2 separate regions of the Homo sapiens genome follow, and region 1 is linked to region 2. A link is an interaction called in ENCODE POLR2A ChIA-PET data of the cell type or tissue named here. Cell type or tissue: OCI-LY7. All regions are shown on one strand. Each heading gives the region's core, and the rest is flanking DNA. Links, peaks and the distances in the headings are about the cores only. Region 1 overlaps MSI2 (musashi RNA binding protein 2). Region 2 overlaps AKAP1 (A-kinase anchoring protein 1).

The links. ChIA-PET counts read pairs that join two places held together with the same protein. Peaks named below come from ENCODE experiments on the same cell type or tissue, not always from the same donor. Only the 100,000 strongest peaks of a DNase experiment are listed, where the experiment ranks them.
Region 1: POLR2A ChIA-PET joins it to region 2 with 7 read pairs; 2 of 35 experiments call an interaction of 5 or more read pairs at or near these places.

Annotation. Positions count from the first base shown.
Region 1 is chr17:57,502,764-57,515,159 of GRCh38, forward strand. The region is part of intron 6 of MSI2 (musashi RNA binding protein 2); the gene reads left to right. Among named protein-coding and RNA genes, the nearest start is that of MSI2-AS1, 99 kb to the right of the region's middle. RefSeq lists enhancers at 3,939-4,466, 8,257-8,851, 8,852-9,445. In OCI-LY7, for the core only: no CTCF peak of the experiment used is centred there; no DNase peak of the experiment used is centred there.
Region 2 is chr17:57,091,716-57,104,111 of GRCh38, forward strand. The region is part of intron 1 of AKAP1 (A-kinase anchoring protein 1); the gene reads left to right. Among named protein-coding and RNA genes, the nearest start is that of AKAP1, 13 kb to the left of the region's middle. RefSeq lists enhancers at 1-246, 1,169-1,668, 7,347-7,426. In OCI-LY7, for the core only: no CTCF peak of the experiment used is centred there; a DNase peak (open chromatin) is centred at 10,596.

The DNA of each region.
Region 1 (12,396 bases), core at 3,273-5,772, 400 kb after region 2:
GTGTTGGGAACCGACCACCTACCCTTCCCCAGCACCATTACATACCCAGGCTCTGCTCTGACCTTACAGCCCACCCTCCATGGCCCCCAAGTGGTCTTGGGAGCAGATGCACAGCTGGTGGATTGGGCCTGGGCCCTGGCTTGCTCACCAAGCCCTGAGCTTCTGTTTATGACTAATTGCTTTGTTTGTTCTGTATGAGACACTTAATTTTTTTTTTCAGTGATTTACTCCTCTTTGTAATTAGGTGTGGTGATTAGAATCTTGTTCCTATTACAATGGAGTTTTCCTTTTAATTCATGCACATTCACCAGGCCTATCTCCGTCTGTTCCATTGATTGTCCCCAGTTGGCTTTTCCCAAGCTGTCATATAAATCACAGTTCAGGGGTGGCTTAGAGACTGATACGAGTCCAAGGAATGAAAGAGAGCTGATGGGGAGTTTTGTTATATTCAGCTACCCAATAGTGATACATATTTAAGGATGAAGTCTCAATAAATCAGGGCACAAGGAGTTGGCAAATTACTTTAATAAGTGTTCTTTACTATATCTTCTGCATGTGATTTATTTTTTTATTAAAAATGTCATTACACACACATATACGTTTTGCTAGGAAAAGGTCTGAAAATAAACACTGAAGTGTTAACAGTGGGTGATTTGTATTTTCTTCTCTTTGCTCATAGGCAGTTTCTGCCATGTATATATGACACATGTATTAAAAAATAAGAGGTTTTGCAGGCCCTCCTTTATAACAGATTAGAAACAGCACATTTGTCAACTAGCCCAAGGTCACTTCACACATCAGCAAAAGACTCCAGGTCTTTAAAGTTCCAGAGCAATTGCTCAGTCCCCAGAGCTGACGTTCATCCGTCAGTCAGTCAGCAAGTAGTCATTGAGTCCTGGGTCTGGGGTGAGGGGCAGAGAAGGCATAAGATGTGGTTCCTGTTCACAGGTGCTTATGGTTTAGGGAGAGAGTTGTTTTTGTTTGTTTGTTTGTTTGTTTTTGAGACAGAGTCTTGCTGTTGTCCAGGCTGGAGTGCAGTCGCGCAATCGCGGCTCACGACAACCTCCGCCTCCCAGGTTCAAGCGATTCTCCTGCCTCAGCGTCTCGAGTAGCTGGGACTACAGGCGTGCACCACGATGCCCAGCTAATTTTTGTATTTTAAGTAGAGATGCATGTTGGTCACGCTGGTCTCGAACTCCTGACCTCATGATCTGCCCGCCTCAGCCTCCCAGAGTGCTGGGATTACAGGCCATGAGCCACCGCGCCCGGCCGGGAGAGAGGTTTTTGACAGAAACTTTCTCTTCCCCTGACCATGGCTCTGACCTCTCAAATTCCCCAGACTTTGGTTTCTCCTCCACGGATCCTCCTCCTTCATGATGCTGTGAAGGTGGCCGATGCCAGGGCATTGCCCTCTCGGTTCCGCCTCTTCCTGCAGGGCACCCTCCCTTCCCGTGGTCTCCCATCCAGCCTCCTTGTTGCTAGCTCTTGAGGCTGTGTGCCCTCCCGTTATGACCTCACAAGGCAGCCCCCCGGGATTCTCCTCATGCCTTTCCTTCAGTTTTCCCTTCTGTGGAACACAGACAAAGTCATGTTCCTCCTAAGTAAAGGGCTGGAGAGAATTCAGTGGAATGACAGACCAGTGGACTTGACTGGGGGTGTGCGTCCGAGGGGACCTAGATGTGATGCTGGAAGGCAGGGTAGCTTGCCTCGGGCCATGAGTGCTTGGATATTTCCCTGTGGGCAGTCGGAGACATGGAAGGTTTTCAGTGATCCTTCAGGAAAAGTAACCGGGTCACAGTCAGTGATGCCAGGAAGGTGGCCATCTTGTGTTAGGTCACAACTTACAGTGACAAGGTTCTGAAGCAAAGAGAGTTGTAGAAAAAGTGGCTGGGCGCAGTGGCTCACGCCTGTGATCCCTGCACTTTGGGAGGCCGAGGCGGGTGGATCAGCTGAGGTCGGGAGTTCGAGACCAGCCTGACCAACACGGTGAAACCCCGAATCTACTAAAAATACGAAAAATTAGCCGGGCAGGTGGCAGGCGCCTGGAATCCCAGCTACTCAGGAAGCTGAGGCAGGAGAGTTGCTTGAATCTGGGAGGCGGAGGTTGTGGTGAGCCGAGATCACACCATTGCACTCCAGCCTGGGCAACAAAAGCGAAACTCCATTTAAAAAAAAAAAAAAAGAAGAAAAAGTAAGGAAAGGGGAGAATGGGGGGTCCCATCAAAGGAAGAAATAATAGAATGGGATGGGGTAGCTTGGAAGACAGAGGACCGGGCAAGAGTGTAAAGCTTTCAACTGCAGGAGGTTGGGGTCACTAGTTGAAATGGAGTCTGGGGGAAGGTGTGTTTGTCATTGTTAAGATGTGCTGGGGTTGGAGGTCCCAGAATATCCATGTCACGGGAAACCAACAGCAAAGAAGTGAGCCTGCTGCTCTGGGGACAGGCCTGGCAACAGAGCACAGAGAGGCAATGGCTCTTCTTGCCACCTTCTTGCATAGGGGAGAGAGCTCAGATGGCGAGGGTGGGGGCCATGGATCAGGTAGGATGGATGACGCCCTGGAGTTTTATGGGGTGAGAGAAGAAAAGGGAGCCTGGGAGAGTTACAGAGAGGGGGTAGAGCACCTGGGGCCTAGAAAACCCCAGAGAAAGCATGGACATAAGGGAAGGTTGGGAGTTTAGGTATATTCTTACATTTTCCTTGACGTGTTTTCCTATTTAATAAAAAGGGGTGGGGTCTTCCAGACTTACTGAACAAATTAACAAGGAAAAAGCTCATCCCCTAACATATGCAGGTATTCCTTGCTTTTAGAAAGAATGCCTCACCAGAGTTGCTTAAGCAGAAATGTGTACAACTTGGTAGGCTATTCACTCTTTTGCCAGGGGAGTAAAAACCAAGAGAGAATGAAATTTCAGGTTAAAGCTATGCCAGTGGTTATTTGGTATGGCCGAGTGCCATCTTGGTTTGGGGGTGCGGCGGGGGGTTGTGTATATATTCAAGTTAGTATGTAAGTCAGGGTGGAGTCGGGGGACAAGGTGAAAAGCATATGGGAAATAAAAGCAGTTTCTCTGAAATTCTGTGGCTGTAGATTTCTTTCTCTGGAACCAAAGAGAAACTTTAATGAGTTTTCCTTTGCAGGTAAAGCAGTTTTATTCTGTAGCTGAGACTTCTCTAAATAAAGCAGCCTTCCTTCTACCTCCACTGCTCAGGCTCTCCCTTCCTGATGGCCCCCTCCAGACTCTCTTTAAAACAGAGTTTCATGCATGAGGAAGCATCATAATGTAATACTCATCTTATCTCCACACTTACCCAGCAGGCACTTACAAAAGGACAGTGGGCAAACCTTAGAAATCTCTGTGGCAAGCGGAGGTGGGACGTTTTCTTTAAAGACGCCCTCACCTAGGTCTGTCCAGGGCAGGACCCTGATGGGCCAATTAGCCACGATCAGGGTTTCCCTGCTCCGGCTCTTTCTCTTTGAAAGGCGTGGGCTCATCTTCCTTTACATTTCCAAGGTTCTCCACTTGTCTCCCTCGTGATAAACAGTGTAAGGCGGAGTGTCTAAAGGACTCGGGGAAAACCTGCGGGGTTATTATGGCTCATTTGGTAGATGAGAGGGATCTGTAATTTTCCGTGGTGTATTTGTATGCACAGAGATGTGATAAAGATGGCTTGTAGCCTCTTTCATTTTCCAGATGTCTCACAAGTGGATAAACATCGCTTCTTTCTCTGGCTGTGGGTCTGCTCTTTCTGGTGTGCTCCTGATGCCATGTTCCCTGGGAACGTTCGCAGTCATCTCACCGTCCCCGAGAACAGCCATTTTGTCTTGGCAGGTCTTCCCCTGGCCTTCCGAGGGAGTAGGGAGAAGGCTGCTGTCGGGGGAGGCCATGGGAGTGGAGGGGGCTCTGCCTCGTCTTCCAGAACCGTTCAAACATCTGGATGTGTTTAGCCCTTTTGATTCGAGTTGAGCAAATCTGGAGCTTGCTTTTTGTGCCTGTTGAAGGGCAAACCTTCCTGTGTCTTCCTCCATGTACAGACTGTGGGGACAGCCAGGGTTAGACAGGGCGTCTTGGGAGGGGAAGGACTTAAATCTCATGAAGACAGATTTCTGACAGCTAGGAAATGCCTGGAAATGGTGTGTATGTTGGGGTCAGGGAGGATCTGTAGGGTGATTTTCAAGCCAGTGCAGGCCCAGCCCAGACTCACAAACCTCCCTGCTGCTTGGTTAAACACATCTTAAAGATGCTAATTTTGTTGTACATTGACATGGTGAATGTTTTCCTAGTGTTGAATCCATAATGTATTTGGTATGAAGCTATAAAAAACCCTTTCTTATTTCCCTCCCTTTTATTTTACCTCCAAGATTTGTTAAATGAAGAATTTGTCTTTCTCAATCTATCTGTTTCTCTGTGTGTGTTGGGGGGGGGGGGTGTAAATCTCTTCCCATTGGTTTTTGTCTTTGTCTCTCTGTGTGTGTGTGTGTGTGTGTGTGTGTGTGTGTGTGTGTGTGTGTGTGTGTGTGTCTCCCCCACCCCCGACAATGACTAAGAAGCATTGAGAACTGGGCTTTTTCCTACAGATGCAGTGTGTCTTCTTCAAAGTGGGAGTCTGTGTACTTCTTCCAAAGATCCTGCCTTTGCTCTGCGCAGTTTCAAAGTGTTCACTGTGAACTCATATTCAGACTCTAGCATTTTCTTCTGAATATCCTCACTGGTGATAAATCTTTGGCCTTTGAAAGTGGATGTGATTTTTGGAAACCATTGCCAGTCTTGGTTCCAAATGACTTGTGGCCAAGATTGATTATGCTGTTTTTGGACCAAAATGCAATAGGACTATAAAATAATGACTAGTTGTTTTGCATGAGTTGGGAACTGACTAGAAGGGAATTCCCCACCCCCCTGACCCCCGCCTCACCAAAGTTTCAAGAAAATATTTCAAGTCTTAGTGAATAAAGACAGGGCCTTCCATGGTGACTTCTTTGAAGGGGATGATGACCATATGACGTCCACTCCGGTGTATTTGTCTATCAAACAACAAGACAGAGGGTGTATTTTTTTCTGCTTTTAAATTTGTAGGACGGGTCTTGTTGTATTGCCCAGACTGGTGTCGATCTCCTGGCCTCAAGCGATCCTCCCACCTCAGCCTCCCAAAGTCCTGAGATGATAGGTGTGAGCCGCCATGCCTGGCTTGCTGCATTTTCTTTTTAATCCTTGCTGTGCATTAGATGTGGCACCAAGCCAGCTGATGCTAGATAAAGGGCCAGGGTCGTTTATGAGTTAGTGTTTAGTGAAGACCTACTTCAGAGCGCAGCAGCAGCAGGCATTGCCCTTTTAAAACTCCTGCTGCAGGTCAGCAGCAGCTGTGTCTGGGAGCTCATGGCCAGGACAGAGGAAAGCCATCCTGAGTGCTTCGTCACCCATTCCCTTGCCTGTGGCCCGCTATTGGCTGGCAGCTCTGGACAGGCCATTCTGCATTGATATGAGACCCCCACCTCAATGCCACACACTGCAACCACACCACCCCTTCCTCTGCTGCCCGTATCCAGCGCAGACTTCCCGGACCTCCAGCCCCTACCATGTACAGAATTTGAGGCATCTACACTGACAGCCCTTTCTTTCCCTGTCCTGCCCACAGGAAAATCAACACATTTTCTTCACTAATAAAGTGAAGATTCAAATGACAGGAACCTTAAATCTCATTTTAAAGTGATGAATACAAAATGCATTTGAAGGCTAAAGTTTAGGGTGCTCCAAATAGCTTAAAAGATTTGATGCTGGCTGGGAAGAAGTCTGGAAGTGTTTCTTTCAGGGAGCAAAGAAAAGCCATACCATGGGACATAAGCCCCTCTTTGGAAGGCCTCTTCCAAAGCCTATAGTTTGCCCCCAGAAAGTGATGTTTTGGTTCAGATGCCATCAGATGTGTGGGATTGGCAAGACATGGGAAACAGAGTGCAGCTCACAGATACGCGCGTGAGCCCGGCAGGCCTGGCCAAGGGGAGATAGGAACTGGGAGATGTAGGGCACCTGCTGATGGCAGACAGTGGGCTGTGCTGGGAGGCTTGCACCTGGCTGGATAAAGTGCTGAAGGAGCGTGTTCTTGCACGTGTTCATGCACCCATGGTCAGAGGCCACAAGGCTGTTCCGGGACCCATTCATTAGAATAGAGTCCTCAAGTCCTAAAGTACAGTGTCATCTTCGATGAAAAATGGTTTCTGTGGTCCAAGTGAGAGGACCCCTGAGTCAGATCAGCATCGAGTCATTGCAGAAATCCACAGGGATCCTCGGGCAGCCCTGCCTCCATCTTCCCAGTCTGAGAGATGGGGCAAAGTGCTGCTTCTCAAGGGTTTTGAGGATTAATGAGCTGACATTTGAAAACTGCTTGGGAGACGAATTGGAAGTGCTAAGTATTACTATTTCATGTGGAAGTCTGAAAATAACTGCACCGAAGTGTTCTGATAAATAACTAAATTGAGCTAGTGAGGGGGAAATTTCAGCCGTCTAGAGAGTGTTTCTCTTAAATATTTTTTCTCTCAAGTGGAAAGGAGTGAGGGGGAGAGTGAGGAAGAATTTATCCAGGGAGAATTTGTGTGCGTTATGCCGCCCACAAATGGAAGAATATTGAGTCGGCCTCACCAGTCTGGCGTCATCTTGGTTGCTTGCTTTTTGTTTTGTTTTGTTTTTGAGACAGAGTTTCACTCTTGTCGCCCAGGCTGGAGTGCAATGGTGTGATCTTGGCTCACTGCAACCTCCGCCTCCCGGGTTCAAGTGACTCTCCTGCCTCAGCCTCCTGAGTAGCTGGGATTACACACATCTGCCACCATGCCCGGCTAATTTTTGTATTTTTAGTAGAGATGGTGTTTCACCATGTTGGCCAGGCTGGTCTCGAACACCTGACCTCAGGTGATGCACCCACCTCGGCCTCCCAAAGTGCTGGGATTACAGGCGTGAGCCACCATGCCCAGCTGGTTGCTTGCTTTTTGCTCCTTCTTCAACTCCAAACCCAAGGCATTGCCAAGCAAATGCAGTCCCCCCATGATTAATTCAGTTGTCTCTACCACATGACACCTTCACAAGGTCTTTTCTGCTTTTTCAAAACTTTCCCATCCTTTACGATTAGTGTCATTCCTGAAGATTTTTGGCCAAATGGCAGTTTCTCCATTCCTTCTGTTGTAGCACCTGATTGTGCCACAATCAGTCACTGCATTTGCCCATTGGTTTAAATGTCTGTTTCAGCTTGCCTCTTCACCTGGGGCATGGGAGGCAGAAAGGGTGCATTTTTCATGTGTGCTGGGCCTGCCACGTATTTGTTGTCAGTTTGTTCTTAATTGCGCTGTTTGTCACACCACCGTTCTGCCCCACGAGGTTTCCCCATCTACTCCTTCCTCTGTCTTGGTCCCATAGGACTTTCAGCCTTTTGTGTGGCTGGGTTTTCTGCAGGCCTCTTTGGGGGCTGGTATGGATGGCCTTGGGTGGGGAGGGTGCCTGGGCCCCTGAGGCCCTCTTGATGAGGTGGGATGTTGTGAATGGTGGCCCCATCCCCAGGGAGCCCTCTCGTTTCTTCCTACCCTGATATTTTATAACAAGATGCTCATAAGCCTTTGGTTCCACTGGCGTGAGCTCCTAAATAATGTTGCACTCCTCTTGTTTTTTTTTTTGTTTGTTTGTTTGTTTTGTCTTTTGTTTTTCTGGAGACAGAGTTTTGCTCTTGTCGCCCAAGCTGGAGTGCAATGGCACGATCTCGGCTCACTGCAACCTCCGCCTCCCGGGTTCAAGTGATTCTCCTGCCTCAGCCTCCCAAGTAGCTGGGATTACAGGTGTGTGCCACCACGCCCGGCTAATTTCTGTATTATTAGTAGAGACAGGGTTTCACCATGTTGGCCAGGCTGGTCTCAAACTCCTGACCTCAGGTGATCCACCCACCTCTGCCTCCCAAAGTGCTGGGATTACAGGCGTGAGCCACCACACCCGGCCTCCTCTTGGTTTTAAAAGCCATGCGAGTTCTAAAGTCTGCTGGAGCTGGCCAAGGCAGAACACTCATCTGGAAACACCTTTTAGAAAATAGGCTTATGGCACATTTTTGTGTTTCTCTGGCTTTAGTCCATGGCACATAAACTGGGGTTGGGAGCAGGCATTTAAATCCCCAGGGCTAGCTCTTGTCCTGTCTCTGCCTCGCTGTATCCCGCTCTCTGGAGGTGGGAGGGAGCTGTGCCTGCCATGCATCCACCAAGCAGATGCTTCTGTCCCTGGAATCCCAGCTTTGCTTGGTGATCAGAAACTCCAGGGGTATCAGTCAGTCTTGACCCTTTGGAGGAGGTCACCACCACATCCAGGCAGGGACAGCGATTTATGCTTTTCCACTGATACCTGTTCTAGAACCAGAGGGGGTCAGCCAGCATGGTGCACTGAGTCCCCAGAGCAGGGTCCCAGGTGCAGCCTGAAGGATGGAAAAGACATGGGCCCTGCCCTCAGGGAGCGGATGCTCTGGCAGGAACTTACCATGGTCATGCAGACGTCAGGGTGGAACAAAGGAAGGCGCATTAATAAACCGCAAATGTGAAGTGAGTAGAATAAAAGGTAGAGTGGCGACCCACCCGCTCAAATATATTGAGTAGCCTCTCCTTCCCCTTACCGCCACCCACCCCACACTTACCCAGAGACACAGAGAAGGTTCATTAAGCTGGAATAGTCATCTTTCCTTCCTGCGTGCCTTGAGACTGGGGCTCCTCGGCTTTCGAGACCATCTGGGCTCAAGTCCTGCTGGCTCAGAACGCCTCTCATTTGCTCCTGGAGCGGGGTGTTGCCCTGGGGAGGCAGGTTTCTCTCGTGCGTACGGATGTTGTTTCCCGGGGTTGATGCAGCGTACTAACCCCAGCTCTGCCTCTGGCCTGCTGTGTCACCGTGCACAGCAGGGTTGATTAAGCCCCTGACCCCTTGACCTCAGTTGGCACTGTTGGATGTCCCCCAGGCTATTTGGCAATGGGGTATTGGTTTCAGCAGAGACTGAAGGTGGTCTCTCTGACATCATTTTGTTCCCCCAGGTTTCTTTCTGAAAAGCCAGAACCTCACCTTCAGGGTGGAGGCCCAGCCATTCCGCAGCTCACACAGGCCAGGCCCACACAGACAGCTGTGCTTTCTGCAGTTTCCCTGCCCTGCTCCCGTGGCTTACATTCCACTCCAGACACACACACCTGCTGCTCCATTACCAGGTCCCTGGTGCCCCTTTGCTTAGAAACCACCTCCTGCCATTTTTGTGATGAACCGTCTCCCCCAGCTAAGTTAGTGTCATTTTTACCCTGAGTATTCAGAGCCCTTGAGTGCATGAATGAATGACTAAAAACTGGGCCTTGACAGAGTGCCTGTATGTGCGCTGCATGGGGCCTGCACAGCCTAGAGCACTTATCACGTATCCTGCACTGATGGCGCCTCTGTCCCCATGAACTCAAGGACAGGAATCAAGTCTTCCTCATTTAAAAAGTCTTTGGGCCTAATATGGTAAATATGAGTTGATTAATTTTTTTTTTCAAATGAATGAATGGATTCTAAAGGTAGCACCACTGCCTCTGACAAACTTCTTTTTAAGTTAAGGGCTGCCCATTTGCTGAACAGAAGGAGCTCATTCAGCCCAGTTGTTAGGGCATTAAGTGGGCTTAGGGTAATAGCTCTGAAGCTGCTGTCACCTGTTGCCATCTGGCCAGAGTAGCCTCCTCAGGTAAGGGCTGAATCTCTTTGCTATGCAGGATGACACAGGGGGTCCTCACTGGAATAGAGGTTGGCCTCAGTGAGTTAATTTCCTCGTTGAACAGAACTCAGAGGCCGCAGAGTCTTAGTTAAGACTTGGCTGTAAATCACAGAAACCATCTCATGTCGGCACAAGCCTGTCTGTCCCTCTCTGTTGCCTGGTTTTCCATGCTTCTGCAGCCTTGTGGCAGGACACGGCTGCCTCCCATGTGGGCAGCATGGGCTGGACAGATAGATGTTAGAGAAAGTGGCCATTGTGTCTCATCCTGGGTACTCCTTGCTCAGGTGAAGCCAGCCTTGCCACTAATTTTAACTTCACTTAGCATCAACATCCTAACTGTAGAAAGAGGGAGGTCCTCAGACATGAACAATACTAGATCTTCTGACCAGCTCGCTGAGGATGTAATAATAATGGATGGCAGCTGTTTAGTTCTTCTTATGTGCCAGAATATTGCACATGAATTAGCTTCTTCCTTTTTTTTTTTTTTTTTCCTTCTGAGACAGAGTCTCACTCTGTCTCCCAGGCTGGAGTGAAGTGGCATGATCTTGGCTTACTGCAACCTCCACCTCCCGGGTTCAAGCGATTCTCCTACCTAAGCCTCCTGAGTAGCCGGAATTACAGGTGCCCGCCACCACTGCTGGCTAATTTTTGTATTTTTAGTAGAGATGGGGTTTCACCGTGTTGGTTAGGCTGGTCTCAAACTCCTGACCTCTGGTGATCCACCCACCTCAGCCTCCCAAAGTGCTGGGATTACAGGCATGAGCCACCACGCTCGGCTGAATTAGCATCTCTTAATGCTCATAACAGCACTATGAGATAGGTACCAACTTGAAGTGAAGTAACAGAGGCACAGAAAGGTTGAGTAATCTGCCCAATGTCACACAGCTAATAAATACTAGAGCCAGCATCCAAGCCCAGGGAGTCTAGCTCTAGAGTTTCTGGCCTCTCCCATTAGTCTGTACTGGTGAGCTGGGACCTGGGTCTAGGTGCCCTAGCAGGCACTGTTTGTGGACACATGGGTCATTGGCAGAAGAACTGCAATGCCTTTTATAAATCTAGAATTCGACAGTGTCACCAAGCAGATGGGATTCTGCAAAAGACAGGACTATATGCCCATGACCACATTTGCCATCATTTGATTTTAAATTGACAGCAGTTAGGGCGGAGGGGCTCCTTCACTGCAGTCCCTCAGGGAGCCTCACCCCCCTCCCGGGCTCTCAAACCCTCTGGCCAGCTCCTTGTGCTTCTCCTGTGGTGATGAAGGGCAGTTTCTTGAGTGCCACATAGTTCCTGAGATCTACAGAGACATCTTGACCTTGGAAATTCCTATCGTTCTTAGAAAATCCCTAGTTCTGGAGCTAAAGTAGGAAAAATTATAGAGCTGAGTAGTTGAGGAGCAGTTTAATTAAAAACGACAAAAAAAGAAATGTAAATGAATTAGGCAAAAATCTTCATGGGGCATCATTATTGGTAGAGGAGGACCCTGAGAGGAGATTAAGATTTCCTTTTATTTATTTTTAAGTTCCATTGTAATTGAACCCTTAGGCTTGAGAGGGTAAGGATTCCTCACACAGTCTGATTTCAACAAGAATTTGTCTTTGTTAATTTATATAGGGAAGTGTAGTAAATCTACCAGGAACAGGACGTTGGCCCCTGTACTATTTCAAGGGGGTCTTGAGAGTAATAGCGCCTGACAGTTTTCCAGCAGCTAAGGGATTTTTTTTTCTGCTTCAGAAAGCAAAATGTTGTATGAGTTGTGCAAAATGTAGAAATGATTTGAAGAATTAGGGTGCAGCAAATAGTACAGTTTTCAGCAAAGCACTGAAGACTTCATCAAGTTATAAAGTTAGCAAGTGGAGGGAAGACAGGGGTGGACCAGTGGGGTACAGCACAGGTGTGCTGTGGGCCTGTCATTCTTGTTTAATTTCCTTTTTCCCTGGTCCCAATTTGAATTGCCAAAATATGTTAGATTGCAGTGCATTATTTCATTTGCCTGCTTTGTAATTCCTCTTTACCTCAAACAGATGAAAACATGGCACTAAAGCAAATTGACAGCTCTTGAAATGAGAAAGATCTTTATCCTTCAGAGTGTTGATGTAGAAATAAATGAAAGAAAAACATACTTGTTGGGTCTTGAAGCAGCTTGAATTGATACTTTTTTTTTTTTTTTTTTTTTTAAGGGAAGATATGGGTTTTTCCCTCTCCGTTCTTTTTTCCCCCTTAGGGTGTTGTGTGGCTCAGGGATTAAGTAGGAGGGTTGGTTATTCTGTCAATACTCATTTACAAAGATCTGAGTCATGATTTGGGTGTAAGGAGTAGACCAAAAATTTCCAACCTCTCAGGGTCAACAGAAGGAATGCCGAGTCCTCAAGTTGACTTCCTTACCTCAAAAAATCTATCAGGCACCATGGGTACCCCACCCCAAACCACATATGGGCCAACTGAAATGTCAGGCCTGCTTGCCTTACACAGAGCACCCCGACACACCCCATCCCAGCCACTTCACGCTGCCAAAAAGCTCCAGTGATGATCAGGATGAATATTGATAAATGATTTTCCATACTTCAAAAGTAAGTAGTTTGGTGTATGAAAGATCTCAAAACATTTAAGGTCTGTGTTTCAAAAATTAAATGAAAGACAGGCCTAATGGCTCAAAATAGAAAG
Region 2 (12,396 bases), core at 9,400-11,899:
TCTTGCTTTGTCACCCAGGCTAGAGTACAGTGGCTCGATCATAGCTCACTGCTGCCTTGAATTCCTGGGTTCAAGGGATCCTCCTGCCTCAGCCTCCCAAGTACCCGGGACTATAGGTGCACATCATGATGCCTGGCTAGTTAAAAAAATTTTTTTTGTAGTGATGGGGTCTCATCACCTTGCCCAGACCCATTTCAAGACTCCTAGGCTCAAGTGATCATTCCATGTTGGTCTCCCAAAGTGCTGAGATTACAGGTGTGAGCCACCGTGCCTGGCCCCATAACTTCATTTTTGTGTGAAGTTGCCCAGCCTAAAGGCTGGCCACTAAATGGACACTTAAAAACTCTCTAATAGTGTGGATTGGTGGGCAGTCTGATTCCTCTGGCTTAAACCAAAATGCAAACATGAAAGGAGGCATGGCCATAGACCCCCGGTGAGAATTCTTTACTGTGATGACACAGAAGCTGAAGAGGGATGAAAAAGCAGTTTGACCAGCAAGCTTGCTGGTTCCCTAGGCCACCCTTTCTTCTCTCCTTTTCAGTTCCTCCTTCCCTCTAACTTGGAGCTGCTAACTCCAGCCCATCTAACTGTTTCTGATTAAGAAAGCTTCAAGCCTTATAAGGCCCTCTGTTGCCTATGGTTTATGTTGGCTGGAGAGCAAGGTTGTTTTTTGCAAAGTCTGATTCAAAGAAGTGGCAAGGGCTTACGTAGGCTGTGTGTGTCCGCCTCCTGGGGCTGGACTGCCTTATTGGAACAGGTTCCTTTGAGGGAGCCTGAGAGTAAGGGGGGCTTATTATCCCTTACCCTTAGTGGTGGCTCTGTAAGGCTAATGTGTGGTGTGGCCACAGGGCTTCCTGGCAAGTGTATTCGCTGAGAACTTAAAGGTAAAAGCAAGCCCCTGTTTACCTACACAGTGTACCTGTCATGCTACCAGCCACAGAGGCATCCTGTTTCAGGAATCAAGTCTGGAAGCAGCTTCTGCTTATTAATTAAGAACTAAAGCCCCTTGGCTCTTCAGGCACATCGCTTTCCCCTCTGGAGAAAGTTTGGTGGACCGTGTCCCTTGGGGTTCTTGCGAGTCCGACTGGCCTTCCGCGCAGTGATGTTGGAGAGCCCTTTTTCTGAGAGCCATGCTCTGCCTCATCTTCACCTCCCCTCTTGCTACCTCTTGAGTCAGCCAAGCCTGTTCCTGCCTTAGGACTTTGGCACATGTTCTTCCTGCCTGGAACTTTCTCCCCGCTCTCCTCCTGCTTCCCCCCAGATCTTGGCACAGTTCTCAAGTGTTCCAGTTCTGATGCCACCTCTTCCAAGAGGCATTCCCGCCTCATTCTGTCTGCAGCTTCCCCTTCCAAGTGCTCCATCCAGCCTTTCTCATTTCAACCACAGCACACAGAAAAGGACTAGGTGACCGTTCCTCAACTCTCCCAGCTGGTGCCCTGCTACACGCACAGGGATATAGGTAATTCATCACATGCAAGGGCAGCCTTAGGGCTCAGTTCTCTCAATCAGTTGAGAGAGGCTGCAGGTCTTTATATTTAAGTCGCGGAATCTTTGCAGTATCTTACCTGTAATTTGACTCTCTACCCTTCCTTCCACCTTTGCTTCCTGAGGGATCTCTTTGCCTTATGTGCCCAGCGAACTTGGCTCACAGTGCGTGTTAAACTCTTTGTTAAATGACTGGCCCTGAGAGGTCCAGCCATCTGATGCTGGCTAGCCCTCAATGCCTTGCTTCCAGAGGGATCTAACCTGTCAATAAGCATGCTCTCTTTTTGATATTACTATTATGTCAGCTGGGCAGCTGGGGGTCTCTGAAGCAAAATTGGCATCAATTATTATAGGAAAATAAGGCCTTACAAGTTTGTACACAGATGAGTTGACATTAATGCAAATTTAGGATGGTTAATAAGAAACATAAAGCTGTGTGGTAATAGAGCATGCATTGCTACTTGTATGTATCTTAATAACGTGTTTTCTATCAAAACATTACTTGTAGAAAGGATTTGGCTTTTGACTGTGTACAAGGCTTGAAAGGACAGTCCTTTGCCCACTGCCCCCCACCCCCATTACTTTCAATTCTTCCAGCTGTCCCCACCATTGTCAGTAGTATTATTTTCTTTCTTTTTAAGGATTATTATCTGATTTGTTTTTCTGCTGTGGGAGATAGGATTTAGCTCGTTCCTATGCTTTTTTCTTCCCTCATCATCCCAGTGTAGAGATAGCCCAAGTTTTGGTCAAGTTGATCTTCAGAATATACATTATTATAATATGAACCTTGTTTATGGCTGCAAGGTTTTTAGTTTCCCATATTTCTTCTTTTCCTTCATTTTCTTCTTCTCCTCTCCTAGTTAATTTCCTTAGTTTCTTTTGCTTAATTTTCTGTCTCTCTCACCAGTTCCCTGACCACCTCGCAGCCTCCACCATTGCTGTGGAATGCCTGTCATTGGGGGAAAGTGGCTCTCACTGTGGCTCCACATACCAGGTACTCGCAACGGTTCCACGTTTCTCCTGGGCGCATCCCTTTTCCCTGGCTCTGCTTCCCCTTCAGCCTTGGAATTCCCTCTCCCCTTCTCTTGTCTCGTTTCTGGATCCAGTGCCCCTCCTTTCTTGGTTGATTTCCTTGTCTTGGGGGAGCCCATCGTTCAGTAGCTTGCTGAGAAGGTGTGCGTGGTTTGTGGCCCACAAGAAGCCAGCCGATCCATGCAGGGACAGGCACCTTTGAAGGCATGGATTGGGCCTTCAGTTGGGTGGCTGAAGTCAGCAGACAACTAGGCCTGTGGAGCCCTTCCGCCAGGCCAGGCCAGCAGAAGGTCTGGCTTCACTTTTTAGAGAAGTTATAAATGTGGCGATCTGGATTTGGGTACCAGGGAGTGGTGAAAATGGGTCCCCCCCAACTTTTTTTTTTTTTTTTTTTTTTTAAAGACAGGTCTCACTGTCCCCCAGGCTGGAGTGCAGTAATGCCATCATAGCTCACTGCAGCCTTGATTTCCTGGGCTCAAGTGATCCTCCCACCTCAGCCTGCTCAGTAGCTGGGACAAGAGGCATGTACTACTATGCCCGACTAATTCTTTTAAATTTTTTTTTGTAGAGATGAGGTCTCACCACATTGCCCAGGCTAGTCTCGAACTCCTGGGCTCAAGTAATCTTCCAACTTCCCAAAGTGTTGGGATTACAGGTGTGAGCCATCGTGCCTGGCTGAAGATGGGTCTTGAATGAAAGTCTATATATTGAATGGGGCATCCCAACTCTCCTTGGCTCCCATAATGCTGGCATTCAGGCTTATATTCTCTCATTCCTACCCCAAGATACTAGAACATTCTAGTCTGAGGACACTGGCACCCCATTTTCTGTTCCTCCTTCACCCCTAACAGGGCACTTCCATGTCCTATGGACAAAACTTTCAGTTGGTCAGTAGCAGAGAGTGGCAGTAACAGGCCCACTGGAGAAAAGGTCATTGCTTGTTTTTTGAGACAAGGTGTCACTCTGTTGCCCAGGTTGGAGTGCAGTGGTGCGATCTCGGCTCACTGCAACCTCTGCCTCCTGGGTTCAAGCAATTCTCCCACCTCAGCCTCTCGAGTAGTTGGGACTACAGGTGTGCGCCACTATGCCTGGGTAATTAAAAAAAAATTTTTTTTTTGTAGATACAAGGTCTCACTATATTGCCCAGGCTGGTCTTGAGCTCCTGGCCTCAAGCAATCCTCCCGAAGTGTTGGGGATTGTAGGCGTGAGCTACCGTGGTGGCCTGTTTGGGCTTTTTTTTTTTTTTTTTTTTTCTTCTGCCCTCCACTACTCCCCGCCAAGACTGAAAGTGCCTCGAGGGCAGTGCCTTGCCTGATTAATTTGTGTCCCACCATGCTTTTCTCTGTGAGTGCCAGTAATTATTTGTTGAATAGAAATTACCTTCTATGCTTTTATGTGATTTCTGGGGTGGTCGTAGTTCACTGTCTGCCATTAGGAAGATCAGGGTCTTACCTCTTTGGTTTTGCCCATGTGAGGTGCTGCGAAGGGTTTCTTGCTGCACACCAACATCTTTTCTGATGTCTTTACTGGCTTTTAAGTCAGGTTGTTGTCAGATTGCCATTTCATACTTTTTGGGCAGTTTTGTGTAATGTCTTCTGTGGTCGTGGGCGGGAACTCCATGTACCCAGGAAGGCATTCCTGGCACCTGTGTTGTGACCATCTTTAGAAACCTGGCGGAATTCACTTGTAAAGCAAGATGGTTGTCAAGGCCAGAGGTGAGGGGCAAGGTGAGTGTGACATAGTCTTCAAAGTTTTAAAATCCACACCCCTACCCCCAAAATGAAGTGATTAGGAAGACCTTTGTAGGAGGTGCTGATGATTTTTCCTTCACGAAAAGAGGCATGTGACTTGGACCTGCCATGGATTTGGCCAGCAGAGCAGGAAAGAGACTGGGCAGTTCAACCTCGGGTACTAAGTTTTCCAGAGCAGGAGTTGGTTTAACTTTTAGTTGGGCTGGCGGAGCTCTTACTTTGAGGCCATGTCCAGAGATGGTATTTCTGGCTTTTGGCTTGTCTTGTCTTACCTAGAGCACCTGGTAGTGGATTCAGGGTTTTCATTTTGGCCGTAGAAGGCTTTGCCAAGCAGGTACTCAGACACTACTGGGTTAAGCTTCTGGCCTTCCTTCTGTGAATTGGGCTGGGAAAGTGTCCCGAGTTCCTGACAGCTGCTCTACGTGGAAGGGCAGAAGCACCCACAAAGTGTGCTGGTCTGGTGGTGCTGGCCCCCCTGGCTTCTCTGTGGGCCATCACAATGGAGGGTGGGGGACAGTCCTAGACAGGACCTCACAACCCCACTGTGAGCTAATTTGGGATCTCTAGGGTACCCACATGAAGTCATAGCTTACTGTGACTTACACAGGCCCCTGAGGATGAAGGTAACAGTCCTGTGAGCACTGAGGCTGGGCTGGGACCAACACCTGAGCCATGGCTCCAGCACTCTGATTCCTGGCCCAGCCATGCTGCTGAGGGTGCACAGCCCAGGCCTACCATCGCCCCCACCCTTGGTGGCAGAACCGAGCACTACCCAGCAAGGTAGGTGTTGGCGGCTGCAGCATGTATCCAGCCCTCCTGTTCATTGGGGCCTTCTGGGAACACCCTTTAGAGCTGCATTGTCCAGTAGGTAGCTGCCAGCTGCAGGTGGAGAGTTCAAGTTAACCTAAAGTAGAATTCAGTGCCCTAGTCACACTGGTCACATTTCAAGTGCTCAGTAACCTCCCATGACTAAGTGGCTGCCAGTATTGGATAGCAGTCACTCTTGAGGGTCACCGAGACCTTTACCTCTTGTGACCTACTCTACTTTACCATGTTGCAACTGCTGCGACTATGGCTCCTGTGGCAAAGGTCAAACTCTTTGTCTCGCCTGACCAGCACTTCAGCTCCTAGGATTTCTTCCTGTTTTACTTTGGGACTCACTGTTCCCTCCCATGCCCAAAGATATTAGAACCTCAATTTATGTCCTGTCCCCCTCCCTACCCACCCACTGCAGCCTAAGGAAATCCTGGCCCTCTTTGAGAAAGCCTTCCTGGGCTCCCTTTGCCCACTTCTCAGCTGCTTGTGGCGCAGGGGTGTGTGTGTGAGTGAGTGAGAGAGATTGATTCTTCCATCAGAATCGTGTGCTTCTGGTGATCAGAATCTTCTGCTTATAGCAACTTAAACATATTTGAATGAATGAGCAAGGTGAATGACTGTGACCTGATGAGGAAATAGGTAAATGCATCTGATACAAGCCAAGAGGCGCTTTTGGAATCTTGCGGAGAACTCCGAGTTTGTGATTTTCCTCGACCAAACTCCCATGGAAGGGAGTATGCCTCTGCCTGGCCACAGACTGCTGTCATTCTCTGAATGCAGTGGCTGAAGTGCTGGGCTTTAGGTTCTGATTCCCTGCCCTTGGAAGACCCCCTTCAAGGGGAAGAGTCCCTCAGCAGGAACTTAATGAGCTGGGCACTCTGGAGGTGGAGTGTCTTGGGCAGGCTCCTTCCTATTGGTAGAACACCTGGGGACAGCCTTTGTCAGTGTGAACACTGGAATAATGGAAGAAATGTTCAAATTCCAGTGTAAATGTTCATTCAGAACGCAAAGTGGATGTGGCTTCACTGACCAGGCCCAAGCCCACATTGGGCTTGTTGGGCACTTGGCTCCTAAGCTGTTGTTTTTATGGTGGACTTTCCCATCAGTTACATGCGGCTCTTTTTGCAGTCACTGCAGCCAAATTGGCTTAGTCACTGGGACCAACACTCTCTGTACCATTGCCAGGGATTTGTTTTCTTGTTTAGCAGAAGGCTGTAGCCTGCAGTTACCAGGTTTGTCAGCTGAGTTGAGAGTGAGGCCATTACTTTTCTGAGGGCTGTTCTGAGAAGCTGCAGGTACCTCCCTGGAGAAAGAAGAGATCCTTTGGAACCTGGAGTGAGCAGATGAATGCTGAGGCCTGTGGCTGTAGCACGTGCCTAACTTCAGCTCTGTGTGACCACTTGGCAACTAGCCAGTATGCATCTATTCCCAGGCAAATGGACCTGCTAAAAATAAGCAGGCAGCTATTTAATTCCAACAGATTCAAAATGACAGAGTGTCCTCCCCACCAACCCTAGGGCAGGGCTCTGCAGCATCCTTCTGGGAGGCTTTTCTCTGACTGCAGACAGGTCTGCCCTTAGTCCTGGGCCTGGGGGAGGAGCCAGCCTTTGATTAGCTTGTGAGTAGGAAGGCTTTGGGGACTACTGTGATACCACTTAAATGTTGAGAAGTTCAGGTTTACAAAAAAAAACACCTCAGGGCAAAGAGAGCAACTCCGAAGAGTCTGGCCCAGTGCAGGAAGGAAGATGTCAGAAGAGCCTTGTAAGGCTAAAGGGGTATGTGTATGTATGAAAAGAGGTGGCACTACCTGGGCACTCAGGAAAGCCTGATGCATTTTATACCACCTCTTGTAGCCCTGTCGGACCACGTAAATTGGGCAAAATGGCATCTTACCAATTCCAAGAAGTCTGTTTGACTGAGGTGAGAGTGGCTCAGGGGTGAGGGAGTGAGGGGCTAGCTGATTTTTTTTTTTTTTTTTTTGAGACGGAGTCTCACTCTGTTGCCCAGGCTGGACTGCAGTGGTGCGATCTCAGCTCACTGCAAGCTCCGCCTCCCAGGTTCATGCCATTCTCCTGCCTCAGCCTCCCAAGTAGCTGGGACTACAGGTGCCCGCCACCAAGCCCCGCTATTTTTTTTTTTTTTGTATTTTTAGTAGAGGCGGGGTTTCACTGTATTAGCCAGGATGGTCTTGATCTGATCTCGTGATCTGCCCGCCTCGGCCTCCCAAAGTGCTGGGATTACAGGCGTGAGCCACCGCACCTAGCCTAGCTGATTTCTTGACTAGTGGGAAGTGGGGGCTGGTAGAGGGGCATCTGTGAGGTGTCTCCTGGCAATGGGTGCCCTTAGTGAGACCCAGCCAAGGCCTGCTGATCCCAGGGTCTCTTGGCTCTGTTCTTGTTGGAGGATGGTTCACATCTCTAGGCACAATTCCCTGGTAACAAGGAAAAAAACACATCTTCCACTCTGCTCTTCGGGGATCTGGTAATCTCTGTTCTCAAGTGCTGGTGGAGCGCTTCAAGCCAGGCAGTTTCTGTTCCTGGAAGCAATGGTGTGAGAAGGGCTTTATCTTGAGCCACTCACTGCATAGAAGCAGTGACACCTGGTTCCTGATTGCTCAGCCTTGGGTCTCTGGCTCTAGTCCAGAGTGCGGGGTGAAGGCTGGGGAGAGATGGGCACTGGGAATTTAGGTGGGACATCCTGGATTCTGTGGGTTGGGTGAAATGGGTAGCAGTATTCAGTGCCTTCTAGGAGGCCATCCCTGGCTTGGAAATGTTGTAGAAACCATGTTTTCCAGGCAGTAATTCTTCAGTAGCTCCAGTGACTATAGGGGTGACTCTAGAGGTGGTGGTCTGAGGGCTTAGAGCCTCAGTCTCTGGGGAACAAGCTGGGCAGGGAGGGCTAGTGGTGGTGTCCTGGTAAACTACAGAGCAGCAGGCAGAGATGGGTGTTGTGGCCTGCAGTGGTGATTCTGTGCATTCTGTCTGAGGACTGAGAACAGGGCAGGTGAAGTGCAGGGAGCCTAGTGACAGAAGGTGCTGGGGACTGGGTATGGGTGGCCCAGGGTACAGGACCAAAGCCAGGGCAGAGGTGCGTGCTTTGAGTGTTGGGTCTCTACCTCACTGTAGTATAGCCCCCTTATGGGATCTTGGGAGGCTGGGTGTGGTGGTGTGGTGTGGGACCAGCAACTAACTGCTGGAGACAGGCAGGACCCCTTGGGATCAACTTTTAGTTCTAAAGGGGTGGGGCTTCTCCCAGCCATCTTGAGAGGTGGTTTGTGTTTTGAGCAGACAGCCAATTAGAGTCTGCGGCCTTGGGCCCTTGATATGTAAAATAAGGAGAACTAGCCCCCGGTGGGGTAGCTGTTAGGATTGTTTTTCTTCTCTACCCCATCCCATTTAATCTTTTTCCTGCGATCAGATAATTGCTATGGGAGTCACAGCTATAAATCTGGGTGAAATGGGATTGCCTAGTTAATAAGGAATCACAATCTAAATTTACTGACCTGGCCAGGCGCGGTGGCTCACGCCTATAATCCCAGCAGTTTTTGAGGCCAAGGTGGGTGGATCACTTGAGGTCAGGAGTTCGAGCCCAGCCTGGCCAACATGGTGTGAAACTCCATCTCTGCTAAAACACACACACACACACACGCACACACACACACACAAACATTAGCCAGGCATGGTGCCGTGTGCCTGTAATCCCAGCTACTTGGGAGGCTGAGGTGGGAGAATCACTTGAACCTAGGAGGCAGAGGTTGCTGTAAGCCGAGATCGTGCCCACTGCACTCCAGCTTGGGCGACAGAGCAAGACTCTGTCTTAAATAAATAAATAAGTAAACAAACAAACAAACTGACCGGATGAAAACCTGGGTTTAGACTCCACTCCTCTTCCTGCTGGCATGTGCCCTGTTAGGTAGGATTTGAATCTTTTGACAGCAGGCCACGGGCACACTCCCCTATCCATTGCAGCCTTTCCTCATAGCCACTTTCCCGTCTCAAACTGTCCTTACTCTTTTTTTTTAAATTATTTTTTCCAGCCAGACCAACATGGAGAAACCCTGTCTCTACTAAAAATACAAAATTAGCTGGGTGTGGTGGCGCATGCCTGTAATGTCAGGTACTCAGGAGGCTGAGGCATAAGAATCACTTGAACCCGGGAGGCGGAGGTTGCGGTGAGCCAAGATCACACCATTGCCCTCCAGCCTGGACAACGAGAGCAAAACTCCCGTCTCAAAAAATTAAATAAAATTATTTTTATTGGGCAGCCCCCAAACTAGAATAGGTGTAGGGAGACTTCCCTGTCTTTACTCTTTTATTTGAAAGACAATTGAACACAAAGCAAATACAAGGCAAATCTCCCATCATTACCACTTTTTTGGGTGTGGGCGGGTTATTACAGAACAGTGATTCTCTCTTTCTTCCCCCCAGGATGGGGTCTCACTCTGTTGCAAGTGCAGTGGCACGATCTCAGCTCACTGCAACCTCCGCCTCCCTGGCTCAAGTGATCCTCCTGCCTCAGCCTCTGGAGCAGCTGGAATTATACCACCTGGCTAATGTTTTTTAGAGACAGGGTTTCACATGTTGCCCAGGCTGGTCTCAAACTCCTGGCCTCAAGCGATTTGCCGCCCCCTCCACCACCCCCAACCCCCGCCTCCCAAAGTGCTGGGATTTTGGGTATGAGCCACCACACCTGGCCTCAGAACAGTGATTCTCAAACTTGACTGCACATTGTAATCACCTTGGTTTTAAAAAAACCCTGCTGCTGGGGTCTCACTCTAAGATTCTGATTTAATAGGGCTGGTGCTGCCTTGGCCTTGGGCTTTTAAAAGCTTACCAGATGATGCTAATGTGAAGCCAAGTTGGAGAACCGGTTGTGAAAGAAATTAAAAATCTCTCCTCCCAAAAGGAGGAAGTAAGACTCTTTATCTGTAGGTAAGAAATCCCAAGGAAATCTACTAAATGGTTAGAATTAGTGAGTTCAGCAAGTTTGCAGGATACAAGATCAGTGTGTAGAAACTTCCCCTCTCCTACAACTGAATGGCTTGTTGTGTGTCCTTCCCAGTTTTTCCATGGGATTATGTGAACATAGACATTCCATACACATGGTGGTCTGTACCTTTTTGTTTTACGTATCCAGGTGATTTTTTCCATGTCGGCACATGAGATCAACTTCTTTCGGTAACATCGGTATGTCAGTGGATTCCATAATCTACCTAGCAGTGATTCCCCTGAAATGTTTGTTAATCCCAATTTTGTTTCAAATGATGCCTCAGCCTGTGCAGAGGTACGTGGGTTAAAAACATTTTGAAAAAAAATTTTTTAAGGGACTAGTCTCACTGTGTTGCCCAGGCTGGTGGCAACTCCTGGACTTCAGCGATCCTCCTGTCTCTGCCTCTTTAAGTAGCTGGGATCACAGGTGCTTGGCTTTGTGGATTTTTCTTTGTTGTGGTTTTGTTTTTGTTTTTTTAATTTAAAGATGCCAAGTGTGGGATTTCAGAGTTGTAGGATGTGGTTATGAGCTTTTAAGAGCTATCATAAGGCTCTCCGGAAAGGTAGTACAGACTTCCCCTTTTCTTGGCTCATATAGCGCCTCTTCCCCACAGTTCTAGAATAATGGGTTCCAGATTTAATGTGGGAGAGAATTTAGGTACCCATCCCTTGGCTGTATGCCTTGAGCTTTTTTTTTTTTTTGAGTCTCGCTCTGTCACCCAGACTGGAGTGCAGTGGCACTATCTTGGCTCACTGCAACCTCTGCCTCCCGGGTTCAAGTGATTCTCCCGCTCAGCCTCCCGAGTAGCTGGGAGTACAGGCTCCCGCCACAACTCCCGGCTCTCTCTCTTTTTTTTTTGTATTTTTAGTAGAAACAGGGTTTAACATGTTAACCAGGATGGTCTCAATCTCCTGACCTCGTGATCCACCCGCCTCAGCCTCTGAAAGTGCTAGGATTATAGGTGTGAGCCACCGCACCCAGCCTCCTTGAGCTATTTTAACCTTCAAGATAGTAATTCATTTGGCTGGGCACCGTGGCCTGTCATCCCAGCACTTTGGGAGGCCGGCTGGCGGATCACCTGAGGTCTCGAGTTCCAGTCTAGCCAACATGGCGAAACCCCGTCTCTACCAAAAATACAAAAATTAGCCAAGTGTGGTGGTGGGCGCCTGTAGACCCAGCTACTCTGGAGGCTGAGACAGGAGAACTGCATGAACCTGGAGGCAGAGGTTGTAATGAGCCGAGATCACACCACTGCACTCCAGCCTGGACGACAGCGAGATAAAAGGAAAACAATCTAGCAAGGTTCTGTGTTTGAATGTGAAGCAAAACGGTAGCACTAAATTTCTTCCCTGAGGAATTGATGTAAAGCCTTAGCCCTGGCCACTGCCTAGCCCTGCATTGTGCTTCAAATGCTATCATTGCTGCTGCTTCAAATATCAGCAAGAAAGTTTATCTTTAAAGATATAGGGACTTTCAAATGGAGGTGACCTTCTCACTACCACTGCCCCCACTTCATCACTTCAGGGGCAGAACACACCTCTTAGCATTCCTTCACAAACTGTAAGGTCCTTCTCAATCCCCTAGGGATCTTGTTAAAATGCAAGTCTGAGGTGAGACTGGGATACTGCATTTCTAGCAAGGTCCTAGGCAATATTCAGGACTTCTGGTACATGGATCGCACTTTCAGAAGCAGAGTCCTAGAGTAGTGGTTCCCAGCCTTGGCTGGAAAGTAGAACCTCTCAGGGAACTTTTAAAAGTACTGATGTTCTGGTTCTGCCAGAAAACAATATAAGTCAAACCAATATGAGTTGTTAAAACATGTGCATTTGTTATCTCTAAAAGAAAACAAACCCAAATAAGGTGTAATTCAGCTTGTCAGTTGAAGGATTTTTGGTTTTAAAAAGACATTACTTTGGCAGAGAGATTTAAAGTTTGCTGGCATAGGAAGCATTGAATGTAAGTGTTCTAGAATAAGCCCATCATATACCTTTAGTGAGTGTTAACTGCTTTGCAAAGAACTTTCTATATCTCAGCTAATCCTTATACCAACCATCCATTAAGAGATGTGTCCCCATCTTACAGATGAGGAAAAATTGAGTTTTCTATCCCCTTTACATGTCTGTTGCCTTCTTCTAGGCCCTTACTATTCCTCCTTGCTTAGACCTAACTGACTTAGGTTTCTAGGTTCCTTCTGCTCGATATACTTCACTTTTCTTTTTTGAGATGGAGTCTTGATCTCGGCTCACTGCAACCTCCACCCCCCTGGATTCAAGCAATTCTCCTGCCTCAGCCTCCTGAGTAGCTGGGATTACAGGCGCCTGCC